Regions from separate parts of the Homo sapiens genome. Here region 2 is linked to region 1. A link is a loop called in an ENCODE intact Hi-C map of the cell type or tissue named here. Cell type or tissue: heart left ventricle. All regions are shown on one strand. Links, peaks and the distances in the headings refer to the core of each region. The heading gives the core; the rest is flanking DNA.

Region 1 (10,410 bases), core at 960-8,959:
AACAACATAATCAGCTAACATTTGATTTCGGCTTTGCTGAGCAGAGAATCCCCTCCGTGCCTGGATTTGTGACTGACAGAAATGTGAGCTAACAGATGGATGTTGTTTTAAGCTACTAAGTTTGTAGTACTTTGTTAGGCAGCAGCAGAAAACTAATACATGTTTTGGTGGGATGGGCACCATGGGGATGATGGCTCCAATTTCAGCAGTCATGACCAATATCCAATCAGTGTTCCCTGTAGCCTAGGTGCAGGCTGGACTCTGCAAAATGCTGTCCCATTAAAATCTAGTAACAACTCTAAAACACAGGTATTACTATTTCCCCACACTTTACAAGGGAGGAAAAGAGGGGTTGGGGAATTTGTCCACAGCTATGTCAGTCATAGAGATGGGATTTGAAACCAGATAGCCTGATTCCATGGCCAACACACAGAGTCTCTATACTAGAGCTATTTCCTGACCATGGAATCCTGGCCAGTCCATGCAAGGGTGTGGGTGTGAGGGCTGGAGGTGTTGAGGGAAAAATCCTATAGGGAAGAATTGGTTCCACAGAGCTCAATATCTCACACATTATGATATGGTTTGGTTGTGTCCCCAGCCAAATCTCACCTCAAATTGTAATCCCTATAATCTCCATGTGTCAAGGGCAGGACCAGGTGGAGGTAATCGAATTATGGGGGCAGTTCCCTCATGCTGTTCTCGTGATAGTGAGTGAGTTCTCATGAGATCTGATGGTTGGTTTTATAAGCATCTGGCATTTCCACTGCTTGCACTTACTCCGTCCTGCCGCCCTGTGAAGAAGGTGCCTGCTTCTCCTTTGCCTTCTGCCATAATTGTAAGCTTCCTGAGGCCTTCCCAGCAATGCGGAACTGCAAGTCAATTAAACCTCTTTCCTTTATAAATTACCCGGTCTCAGGTATTTCTTCACAGCAGTGTGAGAATGGACTAGTATACATTACTAACGGAGGCACTGATTTCAGGGACTAGGTCTCACCTCCATCCCCAATGCACATTCCATTCCCCCAAGACAGTGGATTCTGTAGAGATGCTGGACCATACTAGGTGCAGTGAGTCACCATCTTCCTTCGTGCGGTTTGGCATATTAATGACTATTTGGGCCGATGACACTGAAGCAGCCCTTAATTTCCTCATCTTTCCTAGTCATGGCAAGGGTATTCATAAGTACCATGAAGGAGTTGGCACTGGTTTCCTTGGTATAAAAATCAGCTTTCCTATTGCACTTAAAATATGATTTGCTTTACAGGCAAAACTTTCTGGAACATATTTACTGCATAAACTGAGATACACATATAATGCCTCCACCAAGCACAAAATAACAGCTTTCTACTCTTGGTGAAGCCTGTGAGGGAGAGCCCCTCGCCAAATGCAAGTATTAAAATATTACAGTCTCTGAGGTGAGAAGATAGATGTAAAAGTGGGAATATACACAATGCAGACACTAGCCACATGCAATCATGGGAGAACAGAGCCTACTTAAAAATCAAACCCAAGCTTTGCTTCAGAAATAAGTGGAGTTGAACCCATTCGATCATTTACGCATGACTTTGCAAAGGTTCTCTGGAGGGGGAAGAGGATCAACCTTCTCTCATACCGCACAGCAAGGGAACCAAAGTAATATAAATCACTCTTAAAAATGTCATGTTACTTTAAGAATAAGCCATACTGCTGGCACCTAGAATATTTTTGTGGGTCCCCATCTCTGGCTTTTCTTGTTCAAATGGCCCCCAGGCTAAGAGGCAGCTGCTCACATCCCTGCAACAAACATGTTCTTTCCTTTCTGCATAGCCTTCCATTTCTCGAGCCCGAAGACTCAAAAGCGCTCAATAAAAGAGAAATGGAAGCATCAGACCCCAGTGGTGAGATTTAAGACTGCAGTCAACTGAATGCTGGAACCAGTCCCAAACCTAAATGGCCAAATGAGGCTTTAACACCAAACCATGGAAAGGCTCCAAGAAAAGAGTAAGAACATTTTCTTCTTAAATTCATTTTGCTCTGGATCTCAGGGTTAAGACAAGAGTGAAATGGTGATGAAAACAAGGATGATATGTTTTAACCCCATCTATGCCAAAGGTTTCAGAAAGAATTAGAGCACAGGTTGTAAAGTTTTTTCAGGCTCCACCCCCTGCCCGCAAGCCTTTTTGGACCATAGAAAAGCCCCTTGTAGTTAATATTTTTAAAATTTCATTTAAAGTGAGATATAATTCATATACCATAAAATTCACCCTCTTGAAGCACACAGTCCAATGGTTTTTAGTACATTTACAAAGGAGACCATTTCCATTATCTAATTCCAGAACATTTTCATTGCTCCAGAAAGAAACCCATGCCCATTAAGCAATCGCTACCCACTCCCTTCTCTCCCCAGCCCCTGGCAACCACGAATCTAATTTCTGTCTCTATGGATTTGCCTATTCTTGACATTTCATATCAACAGAGTCACATCATATGTGGTCTTTTGTGATTGGCTTCCTTTGCTTGGTATAATGTTCTCCAGGTTCATTCATGTAACATGTATTAGTACTTCATTCCTTTTTATGGCTAAAAGATATTCTACTGTATGGATATACCAGATGTTGTTTATCTATTCATCAACTGATGGACATTTGGGTTTTTACGTTTTGGCTCTTATGAATAATACTGCAACAAACATTCATGCTCAAGTTTTTCTGTGGAGATATGTTTTCAACTCTCTTAGATTAATATTTCAATATATAAGAAATTTATACAGATAAGAGAAACTCTAAGTTTAGGAAACAGAAACATATATTGGCAACAAAAAAAGGAAAAACAATTTGTGAAACATATGGGAGAATATTGCCTTTGGTAGTAATCAGAGAAATACAATTTAGATTAGTGAGATACTATGTATCACTTCTAAATTCACACATTAAAAAAATAAGTATACTCAATAGTGATGAAGTTTCCTTGAAATGAATATGACTCTCTTACATTGCTGATAGAAGACCAGAAATCAGTGTAAAACCATTTGGTAAACCAATTTGGCAATATAAAAAATTCTTAAAAATGGGCATACTCGGCCAGGTGTGGTGGTTCACACCTGTAATTCCAGCACTTTGGGAGGCTGAAGTGGGTGGATCACTTGAGGCCAGGAGTTCAAGACCAGCCTAGCCAACATAGTGAAACCCCAACTCTACTAAAAATACAAAAATTAGATGGGTGTGGTGGCAGGCACCTGTAAACCTAGCTACTCGAGTGGCTGAGGCATGAGAATCGCTTGAACCAGGAAAGCAGAGGTTTGCAGTGAGCTGAGATGGCGCCACTGCACTCCAGCCTGGGTGACAGAGTGAGACTGCCTCAAAAAAAAAAAAAAAGGGGGTCGGGGGTGGCATGTCCTTTAACCTGTAAATGTGTGCTAAAGACACGCCTTTTAAAAAAATGACATGAAGAGGTTCTATGAAGTATTATTTATCATTTGAAAAATTAGAAAACTTGTTAGTTGTTTAGCATGAGGGCAATGGCTAAAGTAAATTGTAAGGTATGCCCATAAAGACAAGTTAAGCAGAAATTAAAACTTACATTTACTGAAATTATCAGCAATATGGAAAGATGTTCATGTTATATTAGGAAGGATCACATGATTGCAACTATATAACAAATGCCTAGAAAACTCTTTGGAAGGAAACATGCTGAGATTATGGTGGTGTGCAGATGATAACACTATGGGCAACTGTTCTTTCTTTGCTCTCTGTGTCTTTTTTCTCAGATTTGTCTATACCAAGAATGTACTTTTTTTATAATGAGAATAAATCACCTTTATTTTTCTATAAGAAAGTTCCCTTTAATATTATCAGTTACTGATTGAATTTGTATGTAAGTTGAAACAACTACACATTGATGAAGTATACTTTGTCAACTGAAAAATTAAGAGGGAGAGACTGACTGATTCCAAAGCCTGTTGAGAGGCAACTCCTTCTAGAAGGTGTGAAGGGTGAAAGGTACCAATGGACAGTGAGCCTGCTGAGCGTGTGCTCTTAACTAATCTGTGCTGGAAAGTAAGCAGTGAGGCGCAGTGCTGGGAGTGGGCGGTGAGTGCACAGCAATGAACAGCCATAGATATCTAATTAAGGGCACGAAAAAGGCAAAGCCACATGCAGAGGATCCTGTAGGGGACAAGTGTGGAATCTGGGATAACCGAACCAAAAGCAGGGTGGCTGGATTAGTGGGGTTTTGAGACCCTTTGGGCCACACATCCTAGGTACTTGGGGACACCCACTAAATTCAGAATGACGGTACTCACTCAAGTCTACCTTGGCACCTAACCAAGGCAATCTGATTCCTGAGGTGTCTGTAGGAGCTCTCTGTGAGTGAGGTCATGAAGACCACGCATGGGCTTGGCTCTAGGAAGGTGGAGAGGATGAAACAAAGCACTTTTGTTCTTTGGATGCCAATTGGTGGGAGAGGGAAGGGGGCCTGCCCTCGCTCTTGTTGCCTTCACCCTTTCCTGTTGGGACACTGAGCTGGGCATTTTAATGCTTTGACTTTGAGCCACTGCCCCTAGAACCTGGGGCAATCCAAGCAGGGCACAGAACAGTAGGCAACACTGGTTCATGTGACCTGAAAATTTTCAGAAACACTAGGCACAGAAGAGATGTTTCTTCCTGATGTTGATATCCAATCAAGTATCTTCCTACCCTCCTTACCCTCATTCTATAAAAACAATCAACCAGAGAAAAAGAGAAAAGAAAAACAAAAACGTGGGCTTCTATTCATGACCAGCAAAGAGAAACAGGAAGGTCAGTGTCACATCTGGGCCACAGTGGCAGAGCCTAGCTTTCTGGGCTGCGCCTGTTTAAGGAACAGTGGTGGCAGAACTGGCCGAGGGCCCAAGGGTCAGGGTGTCACCTGGCAGAGCCACAAGAAAACACATTAGCACAAAGCGGCTGTTTGAATAGGCGTCATCAATGCCCCCTCCCCAAGTACGAGGACCGCTGAGAATGAAAGCCGAGGAGGTTCACTCTCCAAGGCCGAACAAAACCCGCCCTGCCAATCTTCCCAGTCTCTATAGAGGTTCCTCGCCAGATGATTCTGCAAATGTGGCCTCATCCTTTCAAAAACAGTGCATTCTTTTTCTCTTTCTTTAATTCACTAGTTCCAGTCAAGAAGATCCAATTCCTTTAAAGACACAGAAAGGACTTTGAAGAAGGAGATTTGACTTCTTTTGCCTTTGAGCTGATAGCACGGTGCTTGTGGTCTCCATGTCTCCCATTTTCGCTGATCATTTATCTGGTTATGAAGTCACAGCCCAATCTAAATCTACCAGCCTGAGAATTTGGCTGTGAGGCCACTTGCACTGTGTTTTTGGGGCAGAGGCTGGTGTCTTTCCTTTGAAGAATAACATGAAGCCCAGTCCCCCGGCCCCTGGGTCTTTGTGTTGGCACTTTATTCAGGCTGCCAGAAATCAGCAACAACAGCAGGGATAACTTTTGCATCCCCTGCCGTGGTGTAGAATTTCAAAGCTTCTTGCAGCTGTTTTGGTGTGAATGCAGATAAAGTAGCCAGTCAGAAAGCATAGTCTATCTAATTCCACGGCCTCTATGGGGACAGAATGGCTCAGGAGGACGGGAACAAAAGGAGCAGAGAGGCAGACTCCAGCCAGCCTCCTCCTACACTTTATTGCCTGAAGGAAAGGAGGATGGTCTCTGCCTTCCCTGATGTTGGTTTCCTCACCCTGGGTGAGCCCAGGGTGGTTGAATATGTCGTGCGTGTCTCAGTAAAGTTTTCACTAGAGGTCTGCATTTATGAATGCAAATTGAGTGCCAAGAGAGACACAGAGGAAATTAAAGGAGGAACATCAGTAAGAGGAAGAGAATGTGGAACCACCAGAAGGTAGTGATGCTTTCCCCAGCAGCACACAAAAAACAGTATTTGGGATGACAAGCTGTGGCCACTCTGTGTGGGAGGAACATGTGCTACATGGGCTAGACCACTTGTGGATGACCTACTTAACACCTGATGGAAACCCAGTCAGATTTTTCTTAACAAATCCAAAAAAGGTAACACTGGGTTTACATACCAGCATACATTCTGCGAACACTACTGCTTGTAAAAGTTATGGTGAAGCAATTTAATAGTGACTTTTCACTTGGCCTATGAATGAGGTAGAGAATACAATGTTTTTTTATACTGTTGTCCTACAGAGTGATTAAACCTTAAGTTCACTCCTTAAAAATGGCACAGCAGTTAATCTTCCCTTTTTCCTAGGTGCTTGCAGGATTCTGGTATCAGGCAGGGTTGCCCTGGGTCTAAAGGGACACGGCCTTGGCAATCTTGCAGCCCAAATCCACGTCACTGAAAGTAAGCGAGCGGTGGAGGGTGAAGGCGGGTGAAGGCAGGTGAAGGGTGTGCAGGCTGCCTGCTATCCCCTCGCTGTCCCACCAAATCCACCCCACCCTCCTCCATCATAATAGCTTTAGTGAGCCTCTGGCTTTGCAGCTGAAGACTGCATTCTCAGACTCTCTTGCAGCTAGGTGTGGCCAGATCACTTAATTCTAGTCAACTCCTTGTGACTGGGTATAATATATTCAACTCCTGAATCCTTCAAAAGGGAGCTGGTCGTCCTCCACTTTCCTTCCTGCTTCCTGTGGGCTGGGAAGTGGGTGTGGTGCTGGTGAACTGGCTTCAACAGACAGACAATGGCAACCCAACAGGGAACAGCAGGACCACAGGATGGAAGGAACCTGGGCCCCGGACAGCTTCACGGAGCACAGCTGCTCGTCTACCCGAAAGCACCCACCACTGACCCCAACACGAGAGGCATGAATATTGATCTTGTGTGGGCCACTGCTTCTTTGGGAGGAGATGGGGGAGGGCATGCAGTGGGATCTTTGTTATAACAGGGAGTCTGCAGCAACACACGGAGGAAGTGAATCTAATACAGAGGTCAAAGGGTGGCTGTGTGGGCCACGTGTCTCCCCACTCCCGAGAACCAATAAGAACTTCTGATTACCTTTGACACAAACAGTTAAACTTGAATTAAGGCAAGTTAGTAGGATAACAACAACAGTAACAATAACAATGCCTACCACTTTTTGAGAACTTATTTTCTGCTTGACCTTTTACATATGCTATCTCATTTAATCCTCAGAGCAACCTTACAAGTATATTTTACAGTCAAGGAACCTTGGGCCCACAGAATTGGAGTAACTTTCCCAGAGTTACTCAGGCCGTGGGACCTGGACATGAATCTAGATCTAATACGCTTGCATCTTCTACCTACTACACCATGCTGTTTTTTGAGAAGCGTGCTCTGCTCCTAGCCATTTTCTAAGTCCAGCTTAGCATTTGTTCCCAAGTCTCCGGGACATCTTAGTCTGGAATTAAGTCTTCTGTTTTAGAGAAGGTCTGTAAGCAGTGCATTAGCCCAGAACCAGGATGCTGAGTAGCCCTGTGGCACAGAGCGTATCACTCTGAAGTTCTGGAGCCCAGTTTCCTCATCAGTGCATTAGCCCAGAACCAGGTTGCTGAGTAGCCCTGTGGTACAGAGCGTGTCACTCTGAAGTTCTGGAGCCCAGTTTCCTCATCAGTGCATTAGCCTGGAACCAGGCTGCTGAGTAGCCCCGTGGCACAAAGCGTGTCACTCTGAAGTTCTGAAGTCCAGTTCCCTCATCAGTGGAGCAAAGTGGGCTTCCAAGCCAGGCACGGTGGCTCATGCCTGTAATCCCAGCACTTTGGGAGGCTGAGGTGGGCGGAATACTTGAAGCCAGGAATTGGAGACCAGCCTGGGCAACATGGAGAAACCCCATCTCTACAAATATACAAACATTAGCCAGGCATGGTGGTATGTGCCTGTAGTCTCAGTTACTTGGGGGGCTGGGGCGGGAGGATCACTTGAGCCCGGGATATTGAAGTTGCAATGAGCCATGTTCGTGCTACTACACTCCAGCCTGGGTGACAGAGTGAGACCCTGTCTCAAACAAACAAAAAACAAACAAACAAACAAACAAAAAAATGTGAGCTTCAACAAGGAGCCCTCCAGGGTTCACACCAATGCTGAAGGAGCCCAAAGACCTTTTGCACACATTGAGCAGAACCACTGAGTCCACAGACAGACAGGCAGCTCTTGGCCCTCAGCTGAACCTCAGGAATTATGAGGACTCATGGAATGACCTGACCAAGTGCTCAGGTTTGGCTCTAAATGCTCAGATGACCCCTGCTGTGCCAGAGCCTTGAGAAGGTACATTATGAGAGTTTTAATGATGTGAGAAGAGCTAGGCATTGCTGTGTCCTACAGTTTTTATTTAATTTTTTGCCCTATGGTTTAAAGTACTCTTTCTTACTACAGTTTTCAGAAGACCTATGTCCTCCACTTTCCTTTGTTGCTAAAATGAAGAACAACTTATGATCTGGCTCAACCAACTCTGGCATTCATGACATGCTGTGGTCTTGACCCTCCTCCCTCATCACAGGGAGGCTCCACTTCTCTCTGGCTCTACCCTACAGGGTTGCTAGGTACAGCTGTTCTCCTTCTGAGCTGCTGGAGATGAAGTTAGAAGAAAACAATAACAAGAATGAAGAAACGACCCCCCCTACCCCAAACAAAAGTTACTCCGAAATCACCATAGTAACAAATCACCAGTTTTCAACTGTTTCATTTCCTTTGCATTTTTGTTTCTCTGCACATACCCTTTTATTTATATTCAGCCCCAGCTCTAGCCTTTATTCAACAAGCATATTTTGATCCCCTTTATGTGACAGGCACTGTGCTAAGGGCTGCCGGTATAAAGTCAAGTACACATGGCCTCTGTCCTCAGGGAGCTAATATATACTTAAGAGGGAGACAGACAAGTAAATCGAGGGACTCAGGTTGGAGAGGGGACACAGAGGGAGTTCTAATTCATCCAGGTCAGCAATTGAGAAAGTGACTGGATATTAGCCCAGGCAGGGAGGAGATGGGCACTGCAGGCAAGGGAATAGCATATCTGAGGGCACAGAGGTGTGGAACACCATGATACCCTCAAAGAACCGTAAGTGTTCTTACGGCTTATTTGATTTATGGCCATATTTATGGAGCATTCAAATATGTGCCAAGCATATTTCGAGGCTTTGGGTGCTAAGGCTGAAGAAGACAGGCTCCCTGCTCAAAAGGAGCTTATAGTTTAATGGGATTGAAATGTGTAGCTGGGTAAGTGGCTGAGCTTGAGAAGCAGTCAGAAGCCAAATCTTAAACAACTATGAGTCCATTCTACTGAGCCCTCACTATGGTGCCTAAAGCTTTCCTAGGTGCAATATGCAAATGACCTTTGATCCATCAACATCCTGTGCTGGGTATTATCATCATCATCAATGAAGGGAGGTAAAGTTATTTGCCTAAGGCCTCAGTGCTAGGTTTAACTGCATTTTAACCCAGATCTGGCTAAATCTGAGACCTATAAGCAAAAGCATTTGCACATTATACAACTGATACTTATCCAGTATTAAGCAGGAGTGAAACTGGGTCTTGATAGACACATACTGAAGCTGGGGAGAAAAGAGAAGCATGGGGGGGTGCCAGATCAAGAAGGCAAGGGTAGAAAGAGACTGCATGCAAGTGGCTGGACAGGGAGGTATCTAAGTAAGCTATGACTTCCTAAGTGGACCAATGACTCTATCCATTCTAGCTACCTGTCTATTCATAATTCATACCTCACAAATCATCCCCAACTGTGGCAAAGCCGTAGCTTTTGTTACATGTGAGAATAAAGATCTGAAACCATAAATGGCTGCAGAGGTGATCTACTTTGGAACTATATAAGTGACATTATCTGAGAGCCCTGGCACACAAAACACTTCATATCTTTTGGGGCTGGTAGGAGTGAGAAATAGGCTTGCACAGTTGTGTAAGTGGCTGCCTAAACATGATGAGGACAGGTAACACCACAGATAGACATCTGCAATGCAGGTCATCAGAAGAAAGACAGGAATGCCCACTGAAAAGGGCATGTAACAAGTAGAATCCAACAACAGACCGGTGTCACAAGAGGATCCTGAAGGAGTGGCTAGGGTTAGAGGTGCAGATGAATGTGAGGTCACAGGGGATCACCACTGTTCTCCTCCAGCTGTGGAGGGGTTTGCTCTGTCAAGTCAAATACGAATGTCTTTATCATGATGCAGAAGTGGCAGTTACACTTCAGTTTTGCATAAAAAATATAATATTAACACATTCTTTGGGCTAGAAGGCAGCTTATTTTTTCAGCAATGACAGCTCTACTCACATATACAGGCTTAGAACAGTCAGAGGATGTAAACTCTTGCTCATCCACCAGCAAGAGTCATCAATCGGCAGCTCTGGCAGAAGCACTTTGTCCCAGCACTAAGCAGAACTGGCCTGTCCCTGAGAGCTCCGATGGAGCTGCCTTAGAAGATTCCAGGTAATGATGGCCCAAGGGTGGC
Region 2 (10,410 bases), core at 875-8,874, 130 kb after region 1:
ACCCCATGGGTGTTTTGGTGGGCAGCACAGAGCAGGAATCTTCCAGCAGCAGCAGTTCTGGATCTCAAGTGTGTGGAAGGAAGCCCTGTTCTGGGGATGGGGGCCAGGGTGATTCATTCCCTGGAAACAGAACCTCTGTCACAGCTAGAGATGTGAGGATCAGGGAAAGCAGTAGGGCTTGCCTTGGGCACCCCAGATTAGGGACTCTTCCCCACATGGCATGTTGGACTGGGGTACAATCAAATAATGTTTAGGGTTGCAGTTTTTTAAGTGCCAATCCCTCTTGGATCATACTTAACAAATAAATTAACCAGAACCTGTCCCTTTCCCAGGAGCTGCTGGCACCCATAGAGGCATCTGGTTCTGTTCATTCTACCACAGTCCTTCCAGATTCTTCCCAGACACTCCTCATCCTCACTAGTCTTCACTGAGTAATTCTCAACCTCCAAGAGAACAACCTCTAACACTTGGCAGTCTGAAATCAAGAATCTGTTGAATAATGACTATGGGAATTACATGGTCAACCACACTTACATGAAAAGAAGTGTGAGGTATGGCACATTATCTATGCTTTGGCCCTAACGGAGAGGCAAGATTAGAAGTAGGGCTATTGCATTTTCACCCAAGGAGGCAGAACATAAGGGGGAATCTAAAACATGCAACCAAAATCTGGATTCTAAACCATGACTCCAAGGATCCATCAGTGCAGAGGACCCAATGTATCACCTGCATGAAGAAAAGTTACTTAAGACGCATCTCATTCTAGAAGTACTGAAAACATATGTAAAACCTCCCAACTTGGAAGCTTAGAATCAGAACCAATGAGCATTTAATAAATGCACAGTGTAGTATCACGCAGCACAAGGCAAATTAAACAAGGTTCACTCTCAGCCTTCTAGAAACTTGCTACTGAAAATGGACAATATTGACGCTGATGTGTACAAAAGAGGGTAGACATGAGCAGAATGAATAAATACATGAAGTGGTAACATTATATGCCAGCAAAGGGGATAGTACATTTTGTCAAAGTGCCATGTGATCTCCCACATTTAAGGTGGTAGTTGTGGTAGCGGGGAGGTGGCAGAAAAAGCACTTAAATAATAGACGGCGTATGGTTAAGCAAGGAAAAAAAATCCACCACTGCTTCTCGAAGATCACAATAGCATTTCAAACAACAGTAAAGCACCAGGTACCTCCCCTCCCCCTTTCAGCTGCAGCAGTTGGCCTACATCCACAGAAAGTGTTCTTATTGCTCTCTATCCCAGATACATTAAACCTGGCATCCAGGAGAGGACTAGGCAGGGGAAGCCATTAACGAGGAATCACAGCGAGCTCTCACAGGCAGCTGAGAAGGCTCTTCATGAATGCAGACCAACACTGCCTGTTGTGCTGTTTTGAGTTTCGTTATAGAAATGACTCCAGGGGTCCCTCCCCATGACCATGGAAAACATTTTATAAAGCTTGTTTTCAATCATTCTTTTGAAGGATATACAAACAAAGGCTATAGCTGAGCTGTAGAGTTAAATCATTACTTCGTAGAGCCTTAGTCTGGGACAGAACCCTCTTCCTATGCTAAGGAGATTCTACTACAAAGTAAACAAAATCAATGCATGGAGAGGAAGGCACTTCCACAGCCAAAATTGGGCTATACATGGCAGAGGCACTCAGTTAAATGTTGCTTTGTGAGGTCCAGGTGTGGGTAGGTACATAATACTTTCAGGCCCAACAATACTGGCAGTCCATTTGGCTATTGTTCTCTCGCCCATCATTTATTACTGTATTCCTCCAATTTCCTCTAGATTTTGAAGAATTCTGCATTTTCTCTCTGCTCTTGGATGTCATTTCCTTTCTTTTTTAGTGAAAATCTTATGGATGAAAACCTGATGGCAGAGGGCAAAGGAGTAACTATTTCCCCAATCACCCTAAATTTTTAACAAAAAGCTCAAGATTACAAACAAAAAATCTTCAAACACATATCATTCTCAAAATGAAATGGTGGTTTCTAAAGCAGTCTAGGACAGTTAATGAACCCAAACTGTGTTGTGGGTCAGTAGGGAGTAAATCTTGTGCCACCAGAAAATACAGAAGCTCAATGTCCAAAAAGAAGCCAGCCTCATAGCGCAGATGCCCAGAAAGCCAGCTGCATGTTCCAGTGCCTTACCCCGGGCCTGTCTAAATGAACATTGCTGAGTATCCACACTGTGAATGACAGTGTGCTACGTGCCTTAGGTGGACAGTCAAAAAGGGGAGCGGCATATGTGGGGCCAAGTATGTCTAGGAGAACTGGATTCTAGTCTAAGCTAAAGTAGTAACCGGATGTACCAACTTGGGCAAGTTGTAAAAACCTTCCAAACCCTGAATTTCTCATATTGAATTTAACTAACAATGTCAGGCATCACTTATTAGGAGGCAATTGAGAGATACAAGTGTTCAATGCAAGAGAATAAAGAGATTGGGGGAAGCTTTTGAGAGTTGGGATTCCAGCTGGGCCTAGACAGGTGAGTAGAATTCTAAGGAAAGGGAAGGACGGGGGATTCCGGGAAAGGAAAACAAAGGCCGGAGCCATATTGCCAATTAACGAGATGGTAATGGGCTTCTGGCTAACCAAGCATTAGCATCTGCTAAATGAGGTGAGCCAGGATGACTAAGGAAGAACGTAGATACTACAGAAGGCACTGAAGGCCAGGCTAAGGAACCTGGTCATTCTGCCTCCATTCACTGGGCTGTTTAGTAAAGGGACAGGATCCAAGAACCAGTATCTACATTAGCCGGCACATCCACAGTGACATGGATCAATACCTCCTCACTCAATCTAGGAAATATGAGAGTGAAGCCAAACTAGACAATAAAAGGTGATACCCTTCAAACTCAGACAGCAACTAGAGAAACCATTAACAGAAATCAGCGCTTCTTAAAATATCCTTATGTGCATGTATGTGCCTAGGTACAGGCAATACATCACACAATCTCTAGAATAACAAAAAAATAAAATTAAAACAAAAATCAAATTTCACAAGTGACAACATTTGAAATTGTTATTGCTTCTAAATAGACATGACATTTGTGTGGAAATGAAGTTGTTGGTGTTTATTTGCCTTTTCAGTAGAATTTAAATTGGGCAGGATTTCACAGAAATACAGATTCAGTAACTTTCTGGGGATTAAAAGAAGAAAGGATTGGGAAAAGTGCCCTGGGCTTTGTTGTGGGAAAGGAGATCTGGCTCATTTTTAATTTTCCATTAAAGCCCTACTTTTCAATATAAAGCAGATGGAATCCTTATACAACTCCATGAAAAGCCTACTATTTTTGGATACCTCAAAGATGGAAGCTCTGAAGAAAATGAAAGTGTTTGACTTCATCAGATAAAATCCCACCAGCATATTCAAAAGGCACAGGTACTTAGAAACCTTTAAATTACAAGTTAAGAGGTCTTTCTGTGCGGATTTATGATCCCGGGCCCCTCTCAAGCTTCGGCACTCTCTGACTCTTGCTGACTGATGGTTTCTACCACTTCTCCGCCTGCTCCCACTACTCTAGTTGGGACTCCCTATGTTTGCTTCCTTCCTTGTCTTCCAGAGCTGCCTGCTGACTCTTCCCTTCTCACTGTTGTTCCCAGATACAGAAAAGATGAGAAGCGTTCAGCCCTGCCTGGCCCATACCCACTGAATCCAAATGAGGCCTGGGGATATGCATTCTATGAGATCTTCAGCATATTTGTGCTCTTTTCTTATTATGCGATAAGACCTGGTTCAATATATTCTGTTTGTCACTCTGCTGGGGTGGACAGGAGAACAAAAGGGCTGATGTTTACTGTGCAGAGTCTGTGAGATACTAGGCTGGGAGCTGCTGGGCACCACCTCCACCCTCACAGTTTACAATCTCATTAAAGAGATGGCGCAAATTTAGTGTGAAGAACATAGATGTTGGAGCCAGACTGCTGTGTTCAGATCCCAGCTCTGTCACTTACTCTGTGACGCTGACTAAATCACTTAGCCTCTGTGACTCAGTTTTTCCATCTTTTAAATGGGATAATAATGGTAGTACCTCCTAGAATTGTGCTGGGTGTTATGTTGACAAATCAATCATAAAATAGAGTCCCTGACTTCCAAAGAGCTCACAAGTCGGTGGGAAAGGCCAGTGCCTGCCCCACTGTCCTACCCAGCTGGTTCCCTCAGCCTTACGAATCAGGCTATGATGAGGATGATGATGAGGTGGTAATCAGGTGCTCTGGGAGCCCAGAGGTAAGAGAGATGGGAGGGCTTCTCAAGAGGCAGTAGGTTTTGAGGGGAGTCATCAGAAAGGGTGAGACTTCCACGGTGGGTAAAGGTGCCTCTGCATCCTGCAACACAGGACACAGAAGTAACTGCAAAGCAAAGGCAAGGAGGCAGGGAATGAGGAACCACAGCTCTGGAGCAAAAGCAGGAAAGAGTTTAGCAGTCACACAGACCTGGCTTCACTAGTTATTAGCTGTGTGACCATGAGCCATTTGCCTCTCTGAGCTTCAGTCTCCCCATTTGACTAATGGGTATAATAATACATGCCTCCTAGAGTTGCTATGATTAAGTACATGACTGTATGTAAGCACCTAACACATGCCTCCGAGTTCAATAAAATGGCAGGTGCTATTATTTCTATGGTGTATTCAGGGAGGAGTAGGTAGCTGTGGTATGCTCTCTACTTTTTTGCAGTATCACAGAAAGGAGAATACAAGGCCAGAAACAAGTAGTCCTCTAAAAAAGCTTTCTGAGTGCAAATAAGCAATGAGCTAGGACTTTCCCATGGTACTTTTTTCTCCCCCAAACTCTTACAGTTAATAGGTACTCAATACATATTTGCCTAAACCAACCAAGTGCTGCTCGAGGTCATGGGTTTACAAGGGCAGAGTATGTGATGATCTCTGCTTCCTAAGTATACCCAAGAAGGAGACCCAAGTCAGGCTTCACTTCCAGACGGAGGTGCACAGCAGGCTGTTCTGGAAGCAGGCTGAGACAAATGGGAAAGCGCTCTCAACCAAATATTACAACAACTCGGAGTCTTACAAACATTGTTAAAGTTTCATGAGTCAGTAAGCATTATCTTTTCCTCCCACGTTTTTATTAGACCATAAATCCAATTCAATTTATATTCTTCCAGGATTACTGCGTTCTAATCAAGTCCACAGTGTCACTTATTCCTAAGTTGTCTATATTGCATGTCACCCAAGTCCATTTGGATAATACCATTCAGGCTTCTCATGTGTTTTAGTAGCTAAAAATTAGATTTGCTCAACTAGAAACACTAAAAAAATTATTATAGTCCTCTAAATAACACAAATCACTCTTTTTTCATAGGAGCCAAATGTGTGAAAGTCATAACCCATAGTTTTTTCTTACTTTATAGTTCATTCTACCTTTAGAAAAGTCACAATGACATTCTGAAGTCAAACTCGAGGGATTTCCATTGTAAATAGGTTAAAATTCTGGTTATCTGACTAAAAGAAACCCTTTTACAGGGTTAACGTCAGAATGCTTTCATGTTTTCCGTTCTCAAGAATGAAGGTGCTGCATTTCTTACTAAAAATGCTGTTTTCAATCATACCATGTAAGTAAATTTCCCAACTTTTCTAACAATTTTTGATTCAGAACCGACAATCACCCAAATCTCTTTCTAAAATATTCAAAGTTTCCTTACATACACACAATATATTGTCATCATCCCTTCCCTAAAGCATGTATGTCATATGTGTATATATACACATACACACATACATATGGATTAACAACAGCAGCAAACACATAGCTTTTCCTATGTGTAGGACACTGTTCTGAATATTTGACATGTATTAACTCACTGAATCCTCACAGCAACCCTCTGAGGCAGGAACTACTATCTCCATTTAAAGATGAAGAAAAGGAGTCACAGAGAGACCAGGTAACTTGGCCCAGCCCACACAGCTGGAAAGGGTCAAACCCGGACCCTACCCCAACCTCATGCTTTTGTTTTGTTTTCTTTTGTTTTGAGACAGAGCCTCACTCTCTCGCCCAGGATGGAATGCAGTGGCACAATCTCAGCTCACTGCAACCTCTGCCTCCCAGGCTCAAGCGATTCGCCTGCCTCAGGCTCCCAAGTAGCTGGGATTACAGGCCTGTGCCACCACACCGGGCTAATTTTTGTATTTTTAGTAGAGACAAGGTTTCGCCGTGTTGGCCAGGCTGGTCTTGAACTCCTGACCTCAGGTGATCCACCTGCCTTGGCTTCCCAAAGTGCTGGGATTACAGGCGTGAGCCCCCGTGCCCGGCCCCAACCCCATGCTCTTAACCACACCACACACCTGGGCTGAGAGGTGTGAAACCTGGTGACTTTGCCATCTTGGACAAGTTGCTTAACCTCTTCATTTAACTTCATTTTTCCTCACGAGTAAAATGAACATGTTGACTACATGATCTCTAAGATTCCATGGCCTGTGCCCATGAAAAACCGCAAGAGTCCTTCATGGTTGTATGTTCTACAGGCTTTGATATGTGTTTTTACCCTGGCTGGGGAGCAACAGATTTCTAGACTTCTCCCCCTCTAGTTCTCCTGATGCTGCTTTGGGCAGGTTCAGATATCTTCAGTGCTAAATCCAACTGCATTTTTTGTTCTTTATGTTGCTCAACTCTGAAGCTGGTCTAGTACTCCGCAGGCTCCTCTCCCATTCTGGGCCTGACTCCTCCTCTGTTCCTGGGCTTGCTCTCTGCCCTTTCTGCTCTTTCTACTCCACACATTCTCCCTGGGTGACCTCACCCACATCCATGGCTTCAATTTTTGTAATTTGTTTGCTAACGAATTTATATTCAAGACCTAGTCCTGGCTGGGAGCAGTGGCTCATGCCTATTATCTCAGCACTTTGGGAAGCTGAGGTAGGTAGATCCCCTGCAATCAGAAGTTCGAGACCAGCCTGGCCAACGTGGCGAAACCCCAATAATTAGCCGGGTGTGGCGTTGGGTGCCTGTAATCCCAGCTACTCGGGAGGCTGAGGCAGGAGAATCGCTTGAACCTGGGAGGTGGAGGTTGCAGTGAGCTGAGATCACGCCATTGCACTCTAGCCTGGGCAACAAGAGCGAAACTCCGTCTCGGGAAAAAAAAAAAAAAAAAAAAAAAAGACCTAGTCCTCTTCCCTCACTCCAGACCTCTCTATTTACCTGCCTATGAGCTACTACACCTGGAAGTCTAAAGTGTTTAAGATAAAGTCATCGCTTAGATACCTGCCCCCTGCTTTCCTTATTGGACTGCTTGTCTCTACCTAATTTCCCAGAGAAATTCTTTTCTACCTACCCCTACACCCTGTCTACTGCTCTCTAATTCTTTTTTGCTCCATCTGCACCTCCTTTCCTTCCATTTAGACCCTCATCTACTACTCATTTAAGTTTCCATAACTACCTTCCCTGCATTAGTTCTGCCTGCCCTCGGTCAAAGGCCCATACTGTGGCCAGATCTTTATAAAAATACAATCACATCAAAGCCACATCTCCACTTACAACTCTTAAATGGCACTCAGGATAAAGTACGTACAAGAATCTTTCTCAGTTTCTCCTTCAGCTCTGTCATTTCCCTTTGTCCATCTCTGTACCACTCCAAACAGCCCTGAACTAACTGCAGTTCCCCAAAAGGTCTGTGCATTCGCCCTCTGGGCTGTTCTTTCTGGGACAGGGAGCTTCCCACAACACTCACCTAGCCATCTCTACTCATCTTGCCTTCAGACCCCTCCTCTTCCAGCCTTCTCTGCTTGGCTATCCCACTTGCCCACCTCTTTTCCAGGTTCATGCTCCATTCTGCACACTCTCTGCCATCCTACATGGACCCCTAAAATCCCAGCATTTCTAACATTGGTCAGAGACTCCTTTATAGCTCTGCAAAACTAGCAAGTAAGTTCCTTCGGGACAGGATCACATCTCTTTTGCCTTGAACCATCGAATTAATTGTCTGGCAAATAGAATACGCAATGAATGAATGCTGTTAAATGAGTAAGTATGTAGACAATTCATAAACTTATACAGACCTAATTGTGTACCACAGAAAGACCCAGCTTTAAATAATCACACAGAGTAAAATTATTTCCAGTATCGACATGCCTTGCTTTACCATTGTTTAATTTAATTTTGTATTTCCCAGGTAAGTAGTAGATAAGTGTCTGAATGGAAGGAGGGTAGGGATGAATATTGTATTTCTATTTGGCTATAAAATTATATTTCTCATCAACCAAAAGTCTTAGTTTCTAAAGCATTTCAGTCACCCTCCCTTATGGCACATAACGTATTTTAATATCATCATTATATGTAGTATTTTGAATATTACCTAGTGGCTAAGGGCAAAGGCTTTGGAACCAAACTAATTGGACCTGAATCCTGACTCTACCACTTAGTAGCTGTATGATCTTGAATTAGTTACTTAACAAGCTACTAAAGTTTGCTTCAATTTCCCATCTGTAAAACGGAGATTATAAGTGAAACCACTTCATATTATTATTGTTAAGATCGGAGCTTAAACAGTGCTTGGCATATAGTAAATGCTCAACAAATGTTAACAATTATTAATTATTTTTATCTCTTCTAGTAGACCGTGAACTTCTGAAAAGCAAGGACAGCAGAAGTATTCATTTCCAGGACCTCATCTCCCCAGTGCCTTGCACAAAGTAACATACTAGGCTAATGTCTGCAGAACAGATGAATATAATGAAGTATTCATGGCAAAAAAAAGTGCATTAACAATTATGATGGCTGGTATGAATGGAATTGCTCCAACAATTTGGAAGCCTGTGGAGAACAGGGACTACCCAGAACACTAGAACCCTGCTCATGGAGATTTGGAAGCTCACTTAACCTCCGTGGAATATGCAAGACTCACAGACAAAGAGGGCAGCTGAGTGACAGAGGAGACCCATGTGGGCCTGAAGAGCTGGCTGGCTGAGCCTCCTGCCCTTCCGTTAAGAAGCTGCAAGGCCTTGGGGCAAGGAGTTTCACCTCTCAGGCTAATTAATTTCCTCTTCCAATTAAGAGGGAGTGGGACTGTGATTTCTGTTTTTCTTTTTGAGATAGGGTCTCACTCTGGAGCCCAGGCTAGAGTACAGTGGTATGACCTCAGCTCACTGCAGTCTCTACCTCCCAGGCTCAAGTGATCCTCCCACCTCAGCCTCTTGAGTAGCTGGGACCACAGATGCATGCTACCATGCCTGGATAGTTTTTAAAAGATTTTTCGTGGAGACGAGGTCTCACTATGTTGCCCAGGCTGATAACAAACTCTTGGGCTAAAGTGATCCACCCACCTCAGCCTCCCAAAGTGCTGGGATTACAGGCGTGAGCTGCAACATCCAGAAGGAGTGTGATTTCTAAGGACTCTCCTAGCAACTTTGGGAGTCTACAGAATGACCAGATGAAAAATGAAGCCAAGAAAGGTGCTTTTGGAGTAAAAGAACCACATCAAAGTCAACACAGGAAGCATCAGATGATTGTATCACATGGGATTATTGAGTAGGAATTGGCAACATTTGAAACATAAAATTTGAAACATGACAAAAAGTAAGATTTTTGAAACATGCTTAGGATGAAAAGATCTAAACTTATAAAATCAAAAGAAAAGCAATGACGGGTGTCCGCTCTAGGTTTCTATTTAATTCCCATTAGCCTATAAGTTTCTTGAGGGCAGTGAATGTGCCTTGATAAGTGGCAGTGTTTGACAAAGCTGTTCAATAAAAATACATTTATTCTGTATCTTTTTTCTGAGCACATGGCTAAACTACATTTCCCAGGCTCCCTTGCAATTAAATGTGGCCATATAACTAGCCCTCAAGTAAAGAATGTGAGAGGAAGTGATGGTGGCACTTCCAGGCTAAGGTATTTTAAAAGTGGGTGTGCCCCGTCTACTCTCTGTTGCCCCTTCTGTAAACTGAAACAGGTTACGATGATAAGCTATGGGATGGTGGAGCTACAAGATAGGGGTGTGGGACCCAGAGTCACTGCATGGAGGAAAGCCACCTACCGACCAGAAACATGAATTTTTGACTATTAAATGAGCAAGAATAAACGTCTATTGCTTTTGAGCCATTATATATTTGCAGGCCTATTTGTTACACCTGCTAACATTAGCCTAATTGATACAGGTGTTGAGCACATACCAAAGACCTAACTCACATTTGTTTAATGTTAAATGAAACAGAATACCCGCTAAGATAAAACTTGGTAGGAAACAAGATAAGTAAGATAAGGTTCCTTTTATCAATGTGCTGACCAATTAATGGTGGAAATAGACTCATGCGAAACATAATGCCTGCTGCCAAAGTTTGAAACCAAAACATGATGATTTGTTTGGAAAGGAGAAGATGGAAACGGCTTCACAGAGGAGATGACATTTGAGCTGGGCCCCAAAGGTTAAAAAGGACTTCGAGCAAGTCAGATG

Evidence for each region. A loop is a pair of places that touch in the nucleus more often than their neighbours do. Peaks named below come from ENCODE experiments on the same cell type or tissue, not always from the same donor. Only the 100,000 strongest peaks of a DNase experiment are listed, where the experiment ranks them.
Region 2: it touches region 1 in a loop (2.1-fold over the local background); 24 of 110 quality-filtered maps call a loop at or near these places.

What each region holds. Positions count from the first base shown.
Region 1 is chr6:111,726,135-111,736,544 of GRCh38, forward strand. The region is part of intron 3 of FYN (FYN proto-oncogene, Src family tyrosine kinase); the gene reads right to left. Among named protein-coding and RNA genes, the nearest start is that of TRAF3IP2, 130 kb to the left of the region's middle. RefSeq lists enhancers at 4,383-5,269, 5,270-6,154. In heart left ventricle, for the core only: a CTCF peak has its summit at 1,876; a DNase peak (open chromatin) is centred at 4,857; H3K27ac peaks cover 1,390 bases.
Region 2 is chr6:111,860,363-111,870,772 of GRCh38, forward strand. The region is part of intron 1 of FYN (FYN proto-oncogene, Src family tyrosine kinase); the gene reads right to left. Among named protein-coding and RNA genes, the nearest start is that of FYN, 7.9 kb to the right of the region's middle. In heart left ventricle, for the core only: no CTCF peak of the experiment used is centred there; no DNase peak of the experiment used is centred there.